Regions from separate parts of the Homo sapiens genome. Here region 2 is linked to region 1. Evidence: chromatin loops called from intact Hi-C (ENCODE). Cell type or tissue: dorsolateral prefrontal cortex. All regions are shown on one strand. Each heading gives the region's core, and the rest is flanking DNA. Links, peaks and the distances in the headings are about the cores only. Region 1 holds the start of SILC1 (sciatic injury induced lincRNA upregulator of SOX11). Region 2 has its middle 140 kb from the start of MIR7158.

The links. Peaks named below come from ENCODE experiments on the same cell type or tissue, not always from the same donor. Only the 100,000 strongest peaks of a DNase experiment are listed, where the experiment ranks them.
Region 2: a loop joins it to region 1, with 2.4 times the contacts of the local background. A loop is called at or near these places in 1 of 110 quality-filtered maps.

What each region holds. Positions count from the first base shown.
Region 1 is chr2:5,927,420-5,939,007 of GRCh38, reverse strand. SILC1 (sciatic injury induced lincRNA upregulator of SOX11) reads right to left here and starts at 6,321. Exons shown (of 2, transcript NR_026832.1): 1 at 6,087-6,321. In dorsolateral prefrontal cortex, for the core only: a CTCF peak has its summit at 6,304 (motif pointing left); a DNase peak (open chromatin) is centred at 6,287; H3K4me3 peaks cover 1,662 bases; H3K27ac peaks cover 1,872 bases.
Region 2 is chr2:6,109,107-6,120,694 of GRCh38, reverse strand. No RefSeq gene overlaps it. Among named protein-coding and RNA genes, the nearest start is that of MIR7158, 140 kb to the right of the region's middle. RefSeq lists an enhancer at 6,475-6,976. In dorsolateral prefrontal cortex, for the core only: no CTCF peak of the experiment used is centred there; no DNase peak of the experiment used is centred there.

The sequences.
Region 1 (11,588 bases), core at 5,184-7,683:
GATGGGGAATTTCACAACCTTCATATCATCTCTTTGAGTTTCTTCCTTTGAAATATTTACAAAGAATTGAAGTCTATAATGGATACCCACACACTTGGAAAAGCCAGCAACAGGGAATGTTAACTTCGTCTTTAATTTGCATACAGTAGCACATCACGTGGCACAAAACAGCCCACTGTACGTTGTGGCATGTGCGAATGTTTGTTCTGCACATAGAAAGTGTGCTTAAACTCCAGTGATATAACTGTGCAAACTGGAAGGTAAATAATGAACGCTGTAAAGCTCGGGGGAAGAGGAGGCTTCCTGGCAGCCGAGAGTGGGAATACAGCAGGTTGGTAAGGAATGCAGAATGGCAGGGCCAGGAAGGAAAGCCTGGGAGAGAAGCCTGGGGCAGGAATGTCGGGGAGGTGGCTCCGACTAAAGCCCACCCACCTCAGCGCTGTATTTCCGAGTCCACCAGAGTGCTCTTGTTTCCAGCACAGAACCTGGGCCCTTGGCAGCCCCCGTTGCAGCCAGCCCTGTCCCCCAAGCTCATGGCTGGGAAACCAGTCCTGTGAAGGCTGATTGCGTTTTGCTCTAGGCCTGGATAAAGGTGCCTTTTCGCTGACTCAGTAACTCAGGTGGAGCCCTTCTTCAGAAGAGTCACCTCCTCCCCTCGCTGGAGCCCCTCAGTGCATGGTGCATTTAGCTGCTTGTTTACCGGTCATTAAAGCGGTGGTTGGGGGCGGTGAGAGGAGTTGGGGAACTTGGGTCTGAAGGGTGAGGAAAGATAACATCAGCCTCCAGCTTATGACCAATTTCGAAAGCGAGGCACAGGAGTTCTGCAATTGCAAGATAGTGTGTCTTCTCTGCAGATGAGGGGCAGTGGCTCTAGTTATTCCAGCAGCATAAATTCCATCCTCCATGGCCACTCAAATACCACAGGCAGCTGAGACTTGTGTAACCTCTCCTGAGGCTTCCTCCAGAGCTGGTGCAGCGCTCTTGGCAGGAAAAGAGGAGCCAGGAGGAGTGGTTTCCAATCCTAGTTCCACCCTTAAGGAGTTGCGGGACCCTCTGCCTCATCTGTAAAGTGACACAGGCCCCTCCCTCACTGTGCTGATGAGAGATAAGCATGCTAGCAGGCAATCTGCCTGAGTGTTGGATTATTTGAATCTCAATTTCTCCCTCTTGTCTACTTTTCCTCCTGAATGAAGTAAAAAATGAAGGAAAAACAGATTGGGTGTTAAATTCTCATATGTTTAAAAAATTGTAAGGCTTCTCTTTAATTTTCCGCTTTCCCTAAACAGGCCACCACTCACCACCCCAACACCAGGCCCATTCAGTTCCGCTGTGACCTGTGGCCTGATCTCCAAGCAGCCCCTCCCAGCTGATTTTTCCAAGCCAGTATAAGGCACCAGGGTGTTCTGCCTGAACCTTGACGATAACCTCCTCATCAGTCTCACTGCTGCCATTCCTGGCTCCATAAAATCTGCACTTTCAGAGAAGCCAGTGTGATCTTCCCAAGTAGAAACGAGAGCATGGCACTACCCAGCTGGAAAACTCCCCAGAGCTTCCCGGAACACTTTGAAAGAAATACCAAGCCCTTACCTGGCCCTGCCTGTCCCTGGCCTCAGTCTAGGCTGACTCCACACCCTCCTCTTAGGCTCAGCCATGGGCCACACAGGCTGGCCTTCCTTCTGTTCCTCAAACAAGCCCTGCACCACCTAACCCAGGACCTTTGAACCAGCTCACCCTGGCTCGCGATGCTCTCTCTCCCGGCCCATCTTCTCCTTCACAATTGAACCCAATCTTCACCTCCTAAGTAGCCACTTCAACAACTTAGTCCCAATCCAACACTCTCCAGTCCTCATCATTGTTCACCATGTGAATTAACATCCGTCTCCATCTTGTCTTCTTCATTTATTTCTTTATCTAATTTTCTGTGCCATCTTTCATGCCTAGCAGTGCTCCCTGGGAGCACAGCTCCTATCTTTTCTCTGCTTATCTTCAGTGCCTAGAACTGTGCCTGGCAGAGAGTAGGGGAGCAATCAGTATCTGTGGAATGGATGAAAATGTACAGGCAGAGGCAGCACCTACATGTGGCCCTTCATGAAGAGTGTGCATTGTCAATATGCTCTCCATCTTTGCCAATGTAGAAAAGCTCATTGCTGATGCCCTCCCCCCACCCCCCGGTAACTAACCCAACTTCTACCTGCTACACTGGCTCCTCCTCTGAGGATAACTTCTCATCAGGGCTTCAGGTGGCCTCATTTTGGGAGGAGCGTTTTACTCAGATCAAATACGTCTCTCTTTCTTATCTGACAAATTTTTTTTTTTGAGATGGAGCCTTGCTCTTGTTGCCCACGCTAGAGTGCAATGGCTCACAACCTCCACCTCTCACCACAACCTCCACCTCTCACCACAACCTCCGCCTCTCACCACAACCTCCGCCTCTCACCACAACCTCCACCTCTCACCACAACCTCCACCTCTCACCACAACCTCCGCCTCTCACCACAACCTCCGCCTCTCAGGTTCAAGCGATTCTCCTGCCTCAGCCTCCCAAGTAGCTGGGATTACAGGTGCCTGCCACCATGCCAGGTTAATTTATGTATTTTTAGTAGAGACGGAGTTTCACTGTGTTGACCAGGCTGGTCTCGAACTCCTGACCACAGGTGACCCGCCCTCCTCGGCCACCCAAGGTGCTGGGATTACAGGTATGAACCACCATGCCTGGCCTATCTGCCAATTTTTAAAGCCACCAAAAAGAAAAAAGAATGGAATCACTTTTCCATGTCTTCCAGACATCTATCTATATATAGAGAGAGATAAGGACCTTAGGTAGGTAATTTAACTTTGATAAATAAGGTATAAACAAGATTGTCTTAGCTCTGCTGCCAATCTTGGAAGATCACTTACCTTCTCTAGACCTCAATTTCTTCACCCCTAAAAAGAAGGTATTGATACTAGGGGAATGGCTGAATGAATTTTGATAAATGAATATATTCGTGCTAAGGAAGGTCATTAAATAATTTTGAAAAGTGAATGACAAGGAAAAATGGTTAAGGTAAATTCGGAGCTCCAAAATATTAATATATTTCAAATGATGTAGATAACTTTTAAAGTATTTGGGGAAAATATCAAATGATCAGAAGTACATCTAAACGTTAGAGGATTATGCGTGGTTTTTATTTTCATTTTAATTCTCTAAATTGTAACCAGTAAGTACATAAAATATTCATGGCATTACTCCTTTTCCAAATTAATAAACCTAAAATGAGGGAAGTCAACCAGATAATTTCTAAGCTCCCCTCTTGCCCTGCCAGCTTGAGTTGTAGCTTTATTGCATGCACTTCTCATATGGGGATGGGGCAGGGGCAGGGCCAGGGAAGGGACTGACCCACGCTGGGCCTCTCAGAACACTGCATCCCCAGACCCCAGGGCTGTATTTGGGATGTGTTTGTGAGCCGAACAAGGCCCAACAAAGGATCTGAGGATTTTGCGAGAACTCTAGGGAAAGGGGTCCTCTTTTATCATTGGAGTTACTAATGAGAACTGTCAGAGTTCTCTCTGACAATCCATGGAGAGTGTTTGCTTGTATGAAAGAAAATTCAGAAAAAAAGCAAACTTGAGAAGTAGAGAAAAAATGAACAAAAAACAATACTTATATTTGTTGACTTTATTCAGCCCATGGGTCCAGCTGGGTCAAAGTTGTGTTTAATCTTCCTGGTCACCTGACCCGATACATTTCCTCTCTTGCCTAAACTAGTGTGAGATGTGTCGGTCACAACTCAAAGACTCTGCCTCATGGGCGCAGTTAGGCATCCATGCTGTTCCAGCTTTGCCTTTGTAGCAATCTCTGCTCAAAGGATGGTCACATCCAACAGGAAGAACCATGGAGGCTGTGGTCCTCCTCGTCCTGCTGCATGACTAATTAGAAACACTGCATGCATGCACCCAGGCTCCACCAGGAAGATCTCCTCACTGTCTACACCAGGACGAAGTCAGGGCCTTAAAAACCTCTTTGTGCAAATTACCCAAATCCTAAAACAACATATTGTCATCTGGGAGCAAATCAATGCTGGAATAAATAGTCTAACAATGCAACTGATCCTCACTGAGTGTTTGACCTCACTGTCCACCCCACCATTCAATCTTAATTCCATTGTGAGACCAAGGTTCAGCCTCCGCCCCATCCAGCATAGCTCAAACCAAGGCTGGTGCCCTGGAGGAGCTGGGTGCCTTCAACTGTGGGAATCTCTCTCCCTACAGTGAGCCCAGAGCACCCATGTCCCCCAGCCCTTGAGCTGTAGCCTCCCTGAGACCCCCAGTGCTGGTGTCTGGGCTCTGGGTTTCTACTTTGGTTTCCTGGTTGTTGTTGTCAACCAGAGCCACAGTCTTCTTGAGGACCATGAAACTCTTGGAAGCCCCCAGAAATTGTCATCTTCCCAGAAATTGGATATTCTTTCTTCCTCCCCACAGTTGGACAAGGTTCTCCATCCTGTGAGCCAGGCATTGCACTAGACTCTGGATATATCAGGATGTGAAACCACAGTCCCTTCCTTCAAGGAGCACAGATGAATGGGGCAGGGTGTAGATAATAGCAGTACAATCTTATGTAATAGATACAATGCTGGGTGTTTTTCAGGACAAGGAGAGAAACACCTAAAAGATCAGGGGGAGGCGTTTTGGAGGAAGTGGGAGCGCAGCGTAGCCTTAAACAATGAATACAAGTCATTCAGGTCACTGGAGAGGGTGCCCAGCTTAAGCAGAGGCATGAAGATGAGAAATATCGGGAAGCAAGCAGAAAAATACAAGCAATAGTTGTCACGGAAGCAATGAAGCAGGGCATCTCCCACAATAAGGCCAGAAGGGAATATAGCAGCAAGAGAATGGAGATCACGTCCTCCAATATTAACACGGTCAGGCAAAGGAGGAAGCTCGAACAGGGCCCCCAAGGCAGTGGGGGAGGCAAGTGAGATTTAATCAGGAAGCTAAGACCATTCTATTTGCCTTCTGGATGTATCTGTTTGGTATTGAAACAAGAACATCTGCCTGACTGCGAGCACCGTGTTGTCTCTTAACACCAGACTCTGCCCAGTGGATCAGTCATCCTGGAGATTGACTCCAACTGGGGAATGGCTCAGAGTCATCAGAACAATTTGGTCATCATGACAGGGCTTCAGCCATACTGTTCCAAATACGCCCTCATCCCAGAGCCTGACATCACTCCCGGTCTCCTCTCCAACCCTTAGACCTGTCACTGGGGTCTGACATACACAAAGCTAAGCCCACCAGGGCTAGCACCTGCTGAAGTGCCCACCATGAGCCTAAGTCTGGCTCACATCTGCACTGATGTCATCACACAACACAAAACATGGCTGTATTCATTTTACAGGGCTCTGAATGGGTAGCTGACTTCACTGAGACTATAACCTAGATCTCATGGCCTTTCCAAGTTTACACCTGCATCTTGTCATCACCTTTTCTGTCCCAAAGCACAGAGTCCATGGGTAATTTTTAGGTGTGTCAAACACCAGGCCTTGTGCCAAGGACTCAGCAAACAAAGGTAAATAGGGCACAATTTTACCCCTAAGGAGTTTGAACCTGTCATGGCAAATACATAACCATCTTTTTCAATAAAGAACAGAAACACCAAGAGGTTATGTGATTTGCCCAACACCACAGGGCTTCCTGGTGCCGCTAGGACAGGTTCTGAACTAGAACTCAGCACTCCAGACCCCGTGGAATAGTCCATTGCCAGCATTCCATGATGAGTTCACAGACTATGGAGAGGAATCACCTCTGGGGACCTACTGAGCAGACTCGGGGCAGTTGCTGACACATCCGAGAGTCAGACCTAGTTTTCTCCTTGGCTGGATCCTCTCTAAAGCCATCTCCCTGATTTTAGAGTGGGCTTTATGACCCAGGTGCATGATCAGCCTAGCTCTTGCTTTTCAAAAAGGAATTAGGGAAATGCTGAAAGACACTCGGCAAATCAATCTGTCTGATAGCAGCGTCCAGCCTGGCAGACGGACTTGTTCTCATGCACACGGCAGAGACCTGTACCAGACGACCAGCATCTGAACCCCCGAGCCTTGTCTCACCTGAGCAGGGCTCCCTTTGTCACGGTGTCAGCGGCTCCGAGCCGTGAAGGTTCTGTGCTTCCAACGAGGCTCGTCTGGGAGGCATCAGCACAGCTTTTAGCTTCCTTTAGTGAGGCAGTCGTCAAAACACTGCCGGGACTGCAGAATGAAATCTGGATTTGAGAACCCTCTGCAGGGCTGCCAGGGGTGCTTGGCACTGCCTGGCGCCACCAGCCGGTCCAGCTCCAGCCAGACTGCTGACCTGGCACTGGCGCTGCGTGATATAACTCGCTCTCACGGGGAAGGTTTAACTGTCTCTTCCCCAAGCTCGGAGTCCTCCAGTCTCTGTAGGATGCATCTCTCTGTGATGCCCCTCTTCCCACACTCCGGGCTCCTCTCTGCCAGGGTTCCAGCCGTTCAGGGACTCACAGCCCAACCCCTGTAAACATGCCAGCCAAGAATTCATCATTTTTAGCAAAGTAATTATTAATCCCAAGGCTTCTGTTGAAGTCCTTCTCTTTTATTAGTGCTGCCAATTAAAATATATTTAAGCATAAAGATATTTATAAAGAGTCTAGTGTTTTTCCGTAAATACCTATCGATTGAAATCATTTTAAAAAAAAAAAATCTAGCAACTATTCCCTTATTCCTGTATAACACATTGTTCTCATTTAATTTATATGACTTTAAGACTTCATATGGAAAGGATATAGTTGACTGGGGAGACATGGATACAAAAAAAAGTAACCATGTAGGAAATTAATAATGCACATTGGAATATTAATCATGTCGTTGGAAGAATGCAAGAGACACATAAGAGCATAGAACTGAGACTAAGGAGACCTGGAGACCTGGGTTCCAGTTCCAGAAATAACACGAAATTAACTTTAAAGATTTGTGCAAGTTACTTGGTGCCTGGACGTGAGTAGCTCCCCGGCTTTCAAGCAGTTAGGTTGGTTGATTGCCAAAGTCCTTCCCAGCATCACCATTCTAATATATATTTTTAAGCCAAAACACATATACCTGTGGTTTTTAGAGGAAGTATAATACAGCCATTAGAACCACTGAAGACTCACAGGCTTCTAATCCTCACTGCCCCTTCTTAGCTCTGTGACCCGGACAAATTTTCTACAGAGTAGACACCTCAGTATCCCCGATTACAAGATGGGAGAACATTTGCTGTTACATGAGCTGATGCGTCGCTGTTAAGAATTAAATGAGCTAATTTATGCAAAACCAGCTGGAACATTGCTTCATCTATGGTTTTGCACAATAAATGTTAACTGTTATTATTACTCTATTCAATGGTCCTAATTCTACCACAACTATCTTACTAACTTACTAGTTGGCCAGTACTGGATATGCAGTACTTACTATATTTGTGTAGGAGTCATAGTCTTCATGTAACAGGGTCCTGCTAATGCTTTCAAAGATAAGGCCACATCTCTGTGTTAGAAGACAGATTTTTGGCTTAGGGAAAAAAAAATTTATTGAACACTTACTGTATGCCAGAGTACTCTCTAAAACATTTTTTTCTATATCATCTACATGTTTCAGGGCACTATGTAAAGTGTATTCCCTTTTAATAACAATTTAAAATACTCTCAATTATAAAACAAGGTGATTCCAATGCATAAAATGTACATACTTTGCCCAAAGCTATAGATGTGGTTAGTGTTAAATCCAGGAACCAGGAAGTCTAACTCAAAGTAATTCATCATGTCAATTGCCCAAGCTAAAGGGGGATTCAAATGTATACTGCTCAGGTGGTGGGTGCACCAAAATCTCACAAATCACCACTGAAGAACTTACTCATGTAACCAAACACCACCTGTTTCCCAAAAACCTGTGGAACTAAAAATAAAATTAAATAAAATAAAGGCGAATGCAAACAGAAAGTAGAAACTGAAAAGAGACTTTATAGGAGGGCAATAGAGATTGGTCTTTTTGTCTTCAATCTCTCACCTACAACTTTTTTTTTTTTTTTTTTTTTTGGAGACAGGGTCTCACTCTGTTAGCTGAGCTGGAGTGTGTGGTGCAACCATGTCCCACTGCAGCCTCAACTTCCCAGCTCAATCTTCCCACCTCAACCTCCCAAGTAGCTGGGATTACAGACACCATCATAGCTGGCTAACTTTTAAATTTTTCTTTTGTAGAGAAAAGATCTTATATTACCCAGGCTGGTCTCAAACTCCAGGGCTCAAGAGATTCTCCCACTTTGACCTCCCAAAGTGTTAGGATTACAACTGTGAGCCATAGTGCCTGGCCCCAACTTTTTATTGGTGCATGGACATTACAAAAAGTTTTAAAGTATGAGTCTTCAAAATACGTATTGATATGTACATCACATATACCCCACACTGAATAGTAATAATAGTAGCAACAACAACAACTGAGGACGGAAACCTAGAAGGAAAATGTCTCTCTTCCATCAGCCCCTTTCAGGATGATACCACTGATCTCTACTGAGAAAGCCTAACATTCTACCAGCTGACAGAGAGGAAATGTTTACAGGGCCCAGCTGCAAGATTTCACAGCAGGGCGAGAAGGGTGGATTTAAAGCTGAGAGGCAATAAATTGATGAGGGGAAGAGAACATGTAGATGACAGAAGGGTCCTCACCTCCCAAGAAAAGTCAGGATCCACAGCCAGCCTTAGAGGTTTTCTATTTTAATATTAAAATAAAGTAAAGCCTCCTTTTCCCTATGAATCTATCTGTCATTCATTTAATCAAAAATTTACATTGAAATGTTTAATAAGATGGCTGCGGTGCTGAACATCCTTTACAGATATCAAAAGATGCCTTAATGTCCATCTTAGGTGTTCATTCCCTGGTAAAGGGGATCTCCATTTCCTTCTAATCAGTTCCTACTAGTTCTCGGCATTATTAAATGTATATTTTTCAGTCTACGTTTTTTTATATGATTTTGCACAAGCTGTTCCCCTTTCTATAGAATTTTTATGTGAAGTCCAGGTGAGTTCATGACTCCCACCCTATTCCATCTCTATTTGTTCTACACATTTAGATTATTACATTTAAGTCACCCTGTTATATTTATTTACCTATCTATTTCTCTTGTGAGTCTCTTAGTGACAAAAGCAATGTCTTAGTCGTCTTTGTTTCCCTGAATTTTCATCCAGTGTTTCTTAACCTTTGCACATATTGAAATATGTGAGTGGGTCATTCTTCTTTGTAGGGGGACTGACCTGGGCATTGTACGATTTCAGCAGCATCCCTGGCTTCTACCCACTAGATGCCAGTAACATCCTCTTAGTTGAGCCAACCGGAAATCTCCCCAGCCGTTGCTCAACATCTCTCGGGTGGCAAAATCAATGCCACTTGAGAATCACTACATTAGTATGATTACTAGGTCAGAATTAATACTAAACAACTTGGTCATTGAAAAAAATATCAAATTACAATAGAATCCGTTAAATATAATATAAGCTGCAGTCATTTGACAACTAATATGTCTCAATTTAGTTCTGTAGGAAAGAGCAAACTACAAATTCATTTATTTATTCATTTAATTAGTAAATTGAATGAACATACTGACTACTTATTCCATTGTAAGTGCTTTCCTAGCCCTGAATGTAGAGAAGTAAGAAAATTAAATTTCTGTCCTTGCTGGGGTTATCTGATAAAAAGTCTTCCACCTACACACACAAATATACATATATTCTTAGCTAACAAATCCAGCCATCCATCTATGCATGTATTAATTTATTTCACAAATAACTGCTGCTCCTGCTTTGTGCTGGACACCACCATGGCTGTGCTGGGGATATGGAGCTTGATAAGACACAATTCCTGTCTTCAGGCAACCATAGGCAAAGAAAATCTAGTAAACAATTGGGTGCAAGAAAATATTTATTTATGCAATAAACATTTAGGTACAGTGCTACCTACTGATATGATATTGAGCAAAGTTGATACAGTCTCATGCAGCTAACAGTCTAGGAATGAAGACAGACAGGAAGAACATTCTAGTAGAAGCGAGAAGGACCATGGAAGTCCAGGGTGGGTCCACCTGTCTGAGATCAGGGAGTATTTGTGGTGATTTTAACACATGCTCATCAGTTCTCTGACACTCCTTCCACAAAAAGTAGGGTCTGTATCACCTCATCTCTTAAGTTGACTTGAGTGACCCACTTCTAATAGGATGTGGCAGCAATGGAGCCATGTGACTCCTGAGGTTAGAGATAAAAGTTAATATGGCTCTGCTTGGTTTTCTCTATTTTGGGGCTCACCATGGAACTCAGCCAGGATACTGTAAGAAAGTTCAGGCCACATGGCTAGGCTGTGTGTAGGCATCCCAGCTGGCAGTGCTAGCTGAGGCCACAGCCAATGGCCCCATGAACCACCAGACATGTGAGTGGATGAGCTTTTACGCAAGTCCAGCCTTCAAGTTGCTCTGTCTGGGGCTAACTGGAGCAGAAAGGAGCTATCCTCACCAAGCCCTGCCCCAACTGCAGATTTGTGAATAAAAGAAATATTATTGGTTTAAGCCACTGAGTTATGGGATGGTTTGTTATGCAGCCCATGTTTAGTACCTAAACAATATAATGGATTGGATTAAAAGTTGCCCAACTGTGGTGGGTGCACAGAGTCTATATTGAGTAGTTCAAAAAAGATTTCATGAGTTGGTGATATGAGTCCAGTCTTGGAATATGAATGTGTGCACCAGTGAGTATTAGCCAGGCAGAGGAGGGCAGAAATGAAGATAAGAAGTCACATGTCTATTCTTTGAAGTGTGAGCATTTCAGTTTGTTAAGACCGTGGAGGACAGCACTGGAATGGAAGAATCAAAATAAAGAAAGTTAATTTGTTAGCTTAATTTAACATCAATACGGTTAGTTTGTTGACTAACAAAATAAAGCTAGATTCAAATATGGAAAGCCCTTACAACTAGTTTTACTATTATGACAAAATACACAAAATATAAAATGTATCATTTCAACAGGGTACAATTCAGTGGCATTCAATCCACTCAGAACGATGTGCAGGCAACCATCAGCAGTATTGAGTTCCAAAACATTTCCATCACCTTCAAAAAAATCCCTGTACCCATAAAGCAGTCACCCTCCCCAATAGTCCCTGCTAACGAATAATCTCTTTTCTTTCTCTATGAATTTGCCTGGATATTTCATTTATAATTGACCCTCTAACAATGTAGGGGTCAGGGGTGCCAACTCCCTGAAACTTTTTACAGCCAGAAATCTGCATATAACTTTTGACTCCCCAAAAAACTTAATTCCTAGTAGCCTATTTTGACCAGAAGCCTTACTGATAACAAAGTCAATTAGCACATATGCTGCATATTATATGTATTACATATGGTATTCTTATAATAAAATAAACTAGAGAAAAGAAAAATTCTTATTCAGAAAATCACAAAAAAAGAGAACAATATATTTACTCGTCGTTAAATAAAACTGGATCATCATGAAGGCCTTCATTTCAGTCTGCTGACTTTCCCTTTTGCAGACATAAATGGTTTATTCATAGATGAGGTTGTGCTTG
Region 2 (11,588 bases), core at 4,148-6,647, 180 kb before region 1:
ATTCTTATTTAACAGGTCAACTACTGAAAGAAGCATTTTGAAATGTTAAACTGAAAGACTGGATTTGTCTATATTTTTCTTGTAGTTGTATTAGTTTTTACCTCATGTCGTTTGACTCTGTTGTTAGGTTTATACACATTAAGAAATGTAAGGTCTTCTTGGAGAATATATCTCTCAACATTTTTAAACTCTTTTTTATTCCTCATCATTTCTCATTCTGAATTCTGATTTATGTGTAATTAATGTAAGTACTCCAGCTTACTTTTGATTCATTTTAGCATGGTATACCTTTCTCCACTTTTTACTTTTATGATGAGTTTTTATATTAAAAATAGGTTTCTTGAAGACAACTATTGTTGGCTCCTGTTTCCATCTTTGATTATTCTGTCTTTTAATTGGTGAGTTTATACAATTTACATTTATAGAGATTATTGATATATTTAAATTAATAACTGTAATTTTATAACTGTTTTCTCTTTCTTATACTTTTTATCTTGTTTCCTCTTTTTTGACTTCTATGATTTTAGTAGAGCATTTATGATTCCATTTTTTCTTCTTTCTCAGCATAACAATTATTCTTTTCAAAAATGTTTTCAGTTATTGCCTTAGAGTTCACATATACATTTTCTACTAATCTAAGCCCATCTTTAAATAATGCTATACCACTTTATGTGATATGCAGATACCGTGTAACTGAGTAGTTCCAATATTTTCTTATGTCCTGATGACATTTGTATAATTCATTTCACTTATCTATATGCTATAATCATCCAATATGTGTTTAAATTTATCACTTTAAAAATCAGTTATACCTTTTTTATAATTATGGCTATTTTGTATTACTTCTGTCTTTTAACTTTTGGATGGGAATCAAAACTGATTTATATACCACCATGAGAGTATTATAGTATTTTTATTTGTTAATATATTTACCTTTACCAGTGAGTTTTATACTTTCATATGTTTTCATGGTGCTGTTTATTTTCCTTTTGTTTCAAGTTGAAGAACTGCCTTTAGATTTTTTTGTGAGGCACATCTAGTCGTGATGAACTCCTTCAAGTTTTGCTTGTCTGGTAATGTATTTACTTCCTTCATTTCTGAGCAAAAGCTCTGCTGGGTAAATTGTTCTCGGTTGACAGGGGTTTTTTTGTTTTAGTTTTTAATCTTTCAGCACTTTTAATGTAATACTCACTCCTGGCCTGCTAGATTTCTGCTTAGAAATCTGCTAATTATTTTATGAAGCTACCTTTGTGTGTAAGCTTGCTTTTCTCTTGCCACTTTCAAAATTCTCTTGCTTTTCTCTTGGCACTTTCAAATTCTCCATTATATGCATACAGATAATTATGTTTGTACATATGTATACGTACATACAAACATATGTATACATTATGTTTGTATGTACGTATACATATGTACAGTACACAATTACATGTATATAAATTATAATATGTATGTACATAATTATATATGTGTATAATATACAAACATAGTATAATATTTTTTGGCGAAGTCCTCTTTGTGTTGAACCTTTTGGGAATCTCTGAGCTTCATTTACCTGGATGTTCATATCTCTCACTGAGTTTGGAAAATTTTCTCTCTTCATTTCTTTAAAAAAGTTTTCTATCTCTTTCTCTCTTCTCCTTCTAGGATCCCATAATGCATATATTTGTTGTTTAATATTCTCTCATAAATTGCTCAGTTTTTTATTTTTAATATGTTCTACTTTTTTTCTCCTGTAACTGTAGAATTCCAAATGTCTTTACATTTGCTGATTCTTTCTTCTGCTTGATCAAGTCAGCTGTTGAAATCATGTAGTAATTTTTTCAGTTTAGTTATTGTATCCTTCAGCCCCAGAATTTCTGTTAGTATTTTTTTTTTTTTTTTTTTTTTTGAGACAGAGTCTCGCTCTGTCGCCCGGGCTGGAGTGCAGTGGCGCGATCTCGGCTCACTGCAAGCTCCGCCTCCCGGGTTCAAGCCATTCTCCTGCCTCAGTCCCCAAATGGCTGGGACTACAGGCACCCGCCACCATGCCTGGGTAATTTTTTGTATTTTTAGTAGAGACGGGGTTTCACTGTGTTAGCCAGGGTGGTCTTGATCTCCTGACCTCATGATCCACCCGCCTCGGCCTCCCAAAGTGTTGAGATTATAGGTGTGAGCCATCGTGCCCGGCCTAGTATTTTTTTATAGTTGCTATCTCTTTTGTTGATATTCTTATTTTGTTCATGCACTGTTTTTCTGATTTTAGTTAATTGTCTATATGTATTGCCTTGTAACTCAATAATTTTTAGCACACTTATTTTAAATTCATTGTCAAGTTATTCATAAATTTTTATTTCTGAGGTTGATTATGGTAGATGCATTTTTTCCTTTGATTGAGGCTTTAATCACACTTGTAGCTTTTATTTTCACATAGTTTTGATGTAAAGCTTGGTAAATTTTAATGTATTAATTTTTCTCAATTTTTAAAATATTTTTTCTTTATGTTTCTTATTTAAGAAAATTTTCCCTTCCCCAAAGTTACAAGTATTCTTATATTTGTTTCTAAAAGTTTAAATGTTGCTTTTTAATGTATTTGAAATGTATTTTTTATTATAACATGAAACAAAGCTTCAATGTTGTGTTAGTTCATTCTTACATTGCTATGAAGAACTACTTGAGTGATATGGTTAGGCTTTGTGACCCTACCCAAATCTCATCTTGAATTATACTCCTCGTAATCCCCATGTGTCAAGGGAGAGACCAGATGGAGGGAATTGAATTATGGGGGTGGTTCTCCCATGCTGGTCTCATGATAGTGAGTGAGCTCTCATGAGATCTGATGGTTTTATTAGGGTCTCTTCCCTCTTCACTTGGAACTTCTCCTTCCTGCCACCTAGTGAGGAAGGTGCCTTGCTTTCCCTTCACCTTCTTATATGATTGTAAGTTTTTTGAGGCCTCCCCAGCAATGCTGAACTGTGAGTCAATTAAAACTCTTTCCTTTATAATTAGCCAGTCTCGGGCAGTTCTTTATAGCAGTATAAAAATGAGCTAATACACTGAGAGTGGGTAATTTATAAAGAAAATAATTTTAATAGTAGTTTTAAATGACTCAGTTCCACAGACTGTACAGGAAGCATGTCTACGGACATGTCCAGGAAACTTACAATCATGGCAGGAGGTGAAGTGGAAACAACAACATCTTACATGGCCAGAGAAGGAGTAGGAGAGAGCAAAGGGGGAGGTTCTCCACACTTTGAAACAACTAGATCTCATGAAAACTCACTCACTATTATAATAACAGCAAAGTGGTAATTACCCCCCATGATTCAATCACCTCCCACCAGGCTCCTTGTCCAACATTGAGGATTAGAATTTGACATGAGATTTCATGGGGACAAAAATCTAAACCACATCACTCTGCCCCGACCCCTCCCAAATCTAATGTTCTTCTCACATTGAAAAATACCATAATCCCTTCTCAACAGTCCCCTAAGTCTTAGCTCATTTCAGCATTAACTCAAAAATCCAAGTCCAAAGTCTCATCTGAGACAAGGCAAGTCACTTCTGCCTATGAGTCTGTAAAATAGAAAACAAGTTAGATATTTCCAAGATGCAATCAAGGTACAAAAATTGGGTAAATATACCCATTCCAAAAGAGAATAATCAGCCAAAACAAAGGGGTTACAGGCCCCATGCAAGTGTGAAGCCCAGTAGGGCAGTCATTAAATCTTAAACCTCCAAAATAATCTCTTTTGATTTCATGTCTAACATCCAGGCCTTATCTTTCATCTTCTTTGGAGGCCTCCAAAATCTTCTGACATCTGAGCATTACCCAGTTCCAAGTCGCTTTCACAATTCCAGGAAGCAATTCTCAACTTCTGGTACTGATTTTCTGTATTAGTCTGTTCTCACGTTGCTATGAAGAACTATCTGAGACTGGGTAATTTATAAAGAAAAGGGTTATTGGCTCACAGTTTTGCAGGCTATACAAGAATCATGGCTGGGTGGCCTCTGGAAACTTTTATGTTGAAAGGCAAAGGGGAAGCAGGCACAACTGACATAGCCAGAGAAGGAGGAAGAGAGAGTGATGCAGGAGGTATTACATACTTTTTAACAATCAGATTTCAGGAGAACTCTCTCTCTATCATGAGAATAGAAAGGGGGAAAATAGGTTCACATAATCTAATCACCTCCCAACAGGCCCTTCCTCCAACAATGGGGATTACAATTCGACATGAGATTTGGGTGGGGACACAAATTCAAATCATGTGAAGTGTTATATTTTCTTTGGATAACCATTTGTCTTATAAATTACTGAGTCGATCATGCTTTCCCCACTAATTGGCAATATTAACTCAATCATATTGCACATTTTCATATACTTGAGTCCAGTTCATGATAATTCACACTGAGAAATAAATGGGATTTTTCTCACTTACTAGGACTTAATATTTAGAACAACTTGTTTTAAATTTTATTTTCATTTATAATCAGAAATATATATTATGTCAGAACAACAGTTTTCATCAATTTAATGTCTGATGAATTGAACACAACTATATTATCTAAAAAATATAATCTATTTTATCATGATGAACTTTCAATAGGGCAAATATTATAGACAGAAAAATTGATTTAAAACTCATTGAGGTGTCATTTTACTTTTGAAAGCTGAGAAGATCACTGCTAAATGTGGATTTATTTTTTATTTTATTTGTTGAAACTTTTTCCAAGTGAGTGATGTTCTCCACTAAGTAGACTGAGAACTAGTAATAATGACAACAATGACTGTAAGACAATATCTGACATTTCTTGTTATAGAGAAAAGAAGACGGAAGGGATGGAGGAAAAAATAAAGAGAAAAAATTGGAGGAAGAGACATAAGGAAGAACTGACTTAAATAAATTTATCTTTGTAACTTTTGTATTTGTAGCTTTTATAAGATTAAGTTATGTAGGGAAAAAAAAAAAAGATTTGACCTCTCTAAGTATCCTCAAGGGACAAATTTCCCAGTGGTAGCCCATTCCTGGGCAGTCAAGAAGAGTGAGAAGTCCGAGTATAGAAGCAACTCCTTGATGTCCTTCCACTTCATACAGCCCTCTACCATCATGGAGAAAGACATGTTGGAACAGATGTAACTTAGGTTGGAGGAAAAGCACATTCTCTGAACTTAGAAATATTTTCTACATTTTACTTCTTACCTTTTGCTGAAAAATAGTGTGTTATTTTGTTGCTGTTTTTATAGTTATGGTTGTATGTAACCCAACTAGTGAGAATGTCTCCCTGATAGATGCTTGTTACTTCACTTCAGCTAAATTTAAAATAAGCCTGTTTATTAAGGCAAAAAAAAAAAGAAATTGGCAACATTGATCACATAAGGTAAGTTCTTAAGACTTAGTAAATAGTTACTGGGACAACTGATTCAACAACATATATAACCAGGTTCGCTATTGAGTGATGATACTATGAAATGCAGTAATATGAAAAAAAAAGAAATGAATTAGAAGCCAGAGAGGTAACCAGATACAACAATGGTATCTGGTAAACCATAGCTGACAGGAGCATTTATACTGATTCATTTTTAAAAAAGGAATGAACTTACTAATACATTCATACAGAGTGATGAACAAGTAGAGTTTTAGAACTACTGAGATGGTACATGGATGGTATTTTGAGGGTAGTGACACAGCAAATATTTATGCCCCTGTATGCATACCAGCAAGAAATAAACACGAAATTCAAGGGGGTGTATAAGTAGGGGGCTAGAGAAGCTATCACATAAGGTTCATATAAGATTAAATTGTATAGCTGGGCTAATTGAAATTATTTGGAAAACACACAGAAAAACATTCTACAAACAAAAGACAAATCTTTAGAAAGAGGATGACTTTTTAGCCAAATAGCTAATCAGTCATTAAACTCCACCAACATATCGCGGTGATTACTGTATGCCCAGATGATTCATACTTATTATACTTGTCTCCAATATGGTAGTGCCTTGGAATGGGAGATAAAATAAAGAAAGAATAAAAATCTAATTTGTGGTAAAAGCAATTTTCCAAACAGCATTTCATGGTAGACTTGTTTGCAAGAGATGAGCATTGTTGTTAAACATAGTAATGCTGGCTTCCCTTACTCAACACTTACTATATTTGACAAGAGTTTGATCTTCTAGACATCTTCCCATGATGAGTAGATTTTAGGAGGTTGATGTTGCAGAAATCCAGACTGATCCATCTAAGCTCCTTTATGTTTCTGGCACAAATTCAATTCTGGGCTTCAGTTTTATTTTTGACACTAATCTTGGAGTTCGTAAAACATGATTTTATGAAATCCCTAAAATATATGTAAAATAATCATCTATAACCTATAAACATACTAAAAATGAGTATTTGCAGAAGCTCAGGTACATAAACAACTCTATGCTTTCTAAGGAAAGGAATAGACAGATACTATTATCCCTTTTCCTGATGTTGAGTTTAGTTTTAAATCTAGCTGGAAATTGGAAATATAGTCACACACACAAATGCTTATAATTAGAAAAAATAAACATCAAGTTTAATATTCTTAATTTAACATTAAAGGTGACGTGTAGCAGAAAAAGCAGAGTTGAGCTCAGAAACCTCTAGACTCAAACCTTGTTTTAATGCCTGTAAACTCTATGACTTAGTTGAGCTCAGAGTGTCGGATTCTCCCGTGAATAAATAGGCCTATTGTGAGGGTAAAACAAGACCATCAATGTGAAGTCTATTGAATAGTTCAGCATACATGAGTGACACTGCCCCACTGTTCTCATTCTTCCCTGGATTCTATATGGCCTCGTTAGTGTTTAACATCCCAACTCACAGCCCCATTTGCACCCAAATAAAGGACAGATACAGGAATTAGACAGTTGAAAGGATTTATTACCAATGAAGGCTAGGTGGCAAGATTTGGTTAACATATAACCATAAGGGCTTGCTGGCACTACCTGCCTGATGCCCCTCCCCTGAGTTAAATTCAGATCTTCAAATTGCCCAATAGGCAAACTCAGTGGGAAGGTTTAGATCTGCAGAGTAGACACCCATATGAAGGAAGAATGTCTCCCCCTATCTCAGAAGGAACTAGAGGAAGAGTCTAAGCTCTTCAATGCTTAAAGTTTTATAGAGTGATTCTCACCAATTAAGAAAAGAGGACCCAAACCTGTTATCAGCCAACCAATTAAGATTAACTCAGTTCTTCTTTGCAGGGAAGAATGAGTAAGGAGTGGAAAGAGGCTTAGAGGATCACTCTGATAGGTGGCCATCTGTCTAGGCAATGAATGAAACAAAAACTGAATCATTCTTTCCATTAAGCAGGCCCCAGTTTCTTCAATACATGCCGTTTATTCTCCTTCTTCTATTCTCTACTCATTTTTATACCAACCTGAATTCTCTCCTACTTCCTACTTTTCTATTCATTCTGCACTCTGTATCTAATTACAGCCCCCTCTCATTCATTCCCATGGTTCCGATTCAAATTGTATCTTTCTACCTATTTTTTGTTTGTTTATTAGTAAAAAGTATTTATAATCCTTATTACATCACAACTACTCATGCGTAACAACAGTGATCAAAAGAGCTTACATTTACTGATGATTCACCCTGCGCCAGGGACTATACTATACTTTACATGCACTAATTCATTTATTCTCCACAATGCCTTGTGATTTAGGGGTGTACTTTTGGGTTCATGTTGAGGTAATCAAGGCTTATAAATGTGAACTAAGCCCAGGGTCCTGAAGGTCTGACCCTGACTGGACAGTGCAAACTTGCAGTCAAAGGCTTGGAGGATTGCCTTCTGATCCACTCCCTCCTTGTGAGGATGGGGTACACTGTTGTTCAGATGAACATGTCAGGACTGCAGTTAAACAGCTTGTGTTAAGCAAGAACATGTGACAGAAGTAACACAACTGGCAAAACAGTCTATAAATTTTTAAAATTCATTTCACAAATAAGTTGCACCACTAGAACTGTGTCACATTTGCCACCAGAACTACGTAATGAGTGCCTTAAAGAACTTCCTCCCTCTCCACTGGTGGGTAATTAATTCTGTTAATTTCGTAGACCTAAATCACTGTCTCTGTTTTGTTTAGTATTGCTTGTTTTAAGAATTAGTCTTACATTCAGAATCATAATTAGTAAGTCAAGTGTTTATCAAAATATCAATATTGGTTACTCAAGGTTTTCTTAAATTATTTTATTTCTGCCAGGAATAATAAGCAAATTGAATCTGTCGTGATCATAATCTACCTGTATGGTGCCAAACCTGATCTAGTTACAGTCAAAGCAAGAAAAAAATAATGCAATAATTTGAATCACTGTTAAACAGTTCACACGTGTTTGTTGTCTATCCATTGCCCTAGAATTTTTGAGAATAAAGAGAGATAGAGAAAAGCAGTATATGCTAATCATGCTATGTGTCTTTCCACATACTTCATTGCCCAAGAGGGGAGACTAACTAAGGCATCTTTAATGACAGATTCTGGGCAGCTGCAAGATGTTTTTTCTATACACTAATTTATGCAGCTAAGAGATAAGTAAATTAATCTCCATTATCAATCTACCAGATAGCAAGAGTCAAACCCGAAACACCACTCCGTTGATGCAGGAAGGAAATCATCCTTATCACAGATTGCATGCTTTTTTGTTTTTTGTTTTTTAATGGATCCAGGTGCACCCATGACAGATTTTGGCAATGAGAATTATTTCCAACCCCAGAAAACCTGCCAGTTTCTGCTGCTTACTTCTGTTCATGCCTCTTGATGAGGGGCAATTGCTATGAGACAAATTACATTGTCTGTAATCTGGTCTCCTTCCCCATAGCCATGATTCATTCTGACAAGGAAAGTTTAAAAGCAACAAGTAAAATATGATAAACAATATCCATCATTGCATAGGAGAGCCTGGCTAAAAGCTTTCTGTCATTATCAATAATACTGTTTAGTTTTCAGCCTCCCCTTGTATTGCATTAGTGGCAAATGTGAATTTCTGTGAGCAGCAAAGGTCCAGTTTGGGCTACCTGTATGATTCTCGTTTCAAGTGAAACTGTGCCCAGTACCCTTCCAATGGTCCTTAATGCAGCCAACGAGACCCAATAAAGGTTAGATATGGCATAAAACTGATGGATGCAACCCAGAGTTCTCTCCTCAACTCTCACTTATTTCTGACTTGATTTACCTAATCAGCTCCTCGTTCTTGTTTCTGAGAAGCTGACCTGAGTTTTCCTTGCATACCCTTGTGTGTGTGGTATTTCCTGGATTTTTCTAACATTGGCTTTTACCTTCAAATAATGCTCTGTCCTGCTCTTTTAACTCTTGGGGTCCCAGATACCACAGAATGCAATGTTCCACCCAAACCTACAGAAACTCACCTCTGACCCCAGAAATGCAATAAGATTACATCAGTTATAGCCACCCTTTAAAAGAATTTTGCAGTGCATGAGGTTTACATGTGCAATACAGACCTTAAAAGTTCTTGGTTGAAGCATTCACAAAACTTGTATATATTAAGAAATATTATTGTCAACCCACTATGCTCTTGTCCATTTTTAATTTCTTCATTGAGCAGAATTTCACATCTCATCCCCAATGAACATTTCTATTTTTTATGGTTGAGTTTCGCTACATTTTTTTTTTCTACACACAAGTTACTTTTCTTGCAAAGTAATTACCACATCATTTACTTGGTTCTTAGAATTAAAAAGTGAGGAAGTCACATCCAGAGAACTCAGCCCTGGAGTCCAAACTGGAATCCATTCGGCAATAATTATCAGAGATCATGATCATCTCAATAGCAATTCTTCATAGTTGAAAGAGCAGATTAATAAAAAGAGAATATTAGGAGGACTTTTTTCATAGTTTCTTATTTTGTTTATGAGGCCATTGAGGCTTAAGAATGGTGAAAGACTTATCTAACCTCCCAATATCACACAGCATATAAGGGCCAAATCTAAGTATTGAATTACTAAGTTCTGATTCCAGTGTAGGTCTTCTTATGATGTCATAAAACAAATCAATATTTCAAAAAAATGGTTATTTTTAATACCTCACCCACTTCTTATAAAACAGACAATACCTGTCCTGCCCACTTCACTGATTCACTGTGAAACTATAAGATAAAATAATATATATGATAGTACTTTGTAAATGGTGTATCCTTATAGACATACATGATATTTTTATTATTAATGTGGTAGTTGTAGGAGTAGTCATAGTAGTAGCTGTTCTTGTTTTAGTAATATTAAAATCACCCCAGATTTTCAATATGACTTCATTATGTAAACCTTCATTGTTTATAAAATACTTCTATATTTTACCACTACAAAAAAATGGAAAAGTATGATCATTTTTATTTCATTAAAACCTGCTTGAAACCAATGTTTTTACATTAATCTATAGAAGCGCAATTTCTCTTCTTCCTGACAGAATCAATTGATAGATGCCCCAACTTTTCAATGCCTCCTGCATTTCTTGGTAATAGCTCCCTGGTCTCTCTCTACCATTTAGTTTTTGCTAACTAGCAAACCACCCCAAAACTCAGTGACTAAAACAGCAGAGAAGTGTTATTTACCACACTTCCATGGTCAGTTGGGAAGTCATTCTTATCTTTATCTCTGCAAGCAGCTGAAGATTGGGCTGGACTGAGTGGTTCAGCCTGGCCCTGCTCACATGGTTGGGGTTTGTAGGCTGCTTGGTCTGGACAATATCAACAGGAACAACCCAGTCGCCATGGCCTCTCATCTTCATCTTCATGAACTAGCCTGAGCTTCCTTCCAAGTTGCTCTCAGGGATTCAAATGCAGCAAAAGGAGGCAGGACCCAATAGCAGATACTTTTCAAGTGTCTATATCACTTTTAAGTGCTCTATTGGCCAAAGTGAATCATAGATCAAGCCCAGATTCAAGGGTGAAGGCATTCGTGTTGTCATGTTTGCAAACAGTCTACCACATTTGTTCATGTCTCTGATACCCAGAGGACTGCTTGAAAGCAGCTGTTGAGTATTTTTCTCGTGATCATTCCTATACAGGGCAATGTGGGGCATGCAAGGAAACATCACATCTGGAGCCTGATCTTGTAAAGACAAAGTATGCATAAAACAATTAGAGATTGAAGCAAAAGAAAATGGAATAAAATGATGGCTACTCTGGAACAGGTCAATATTCAATAAAAGAATCCAGAAAGTTAAACTCAATGGGGGAACACAGGGATGACTTTTTGTTAAATATTTATGTTTTATTAGACTTTCCCTACGTTTTTGTATGGCTTTAGCCTGACTGGTTTATTTGTGAAAGAAAACGGTGTGTGTCTGCATGTGCATGGATATCTGTGTGTGTATAGATGTTTCCTTCAGACACTGTCACTCTCCTCTTCAAAATGTCTACACTGCACTTAGTGTCAAGCCACTTCCATGTGCATAATCTCCCTTGATCCTTACAGTAGGCATGAGGAAAGCATAGTTTCCATTATGCAATGGAGAAATGGGCAGAGAGGAGACCCAGGGAGCCAGCTGGGAGGCTTGCTAAAGAGTCTGAAAGGAAGGGGAATTTCACTCTTGTGAGGTAAGGACTGCAGGCATAATTTCAGGAGAGGAA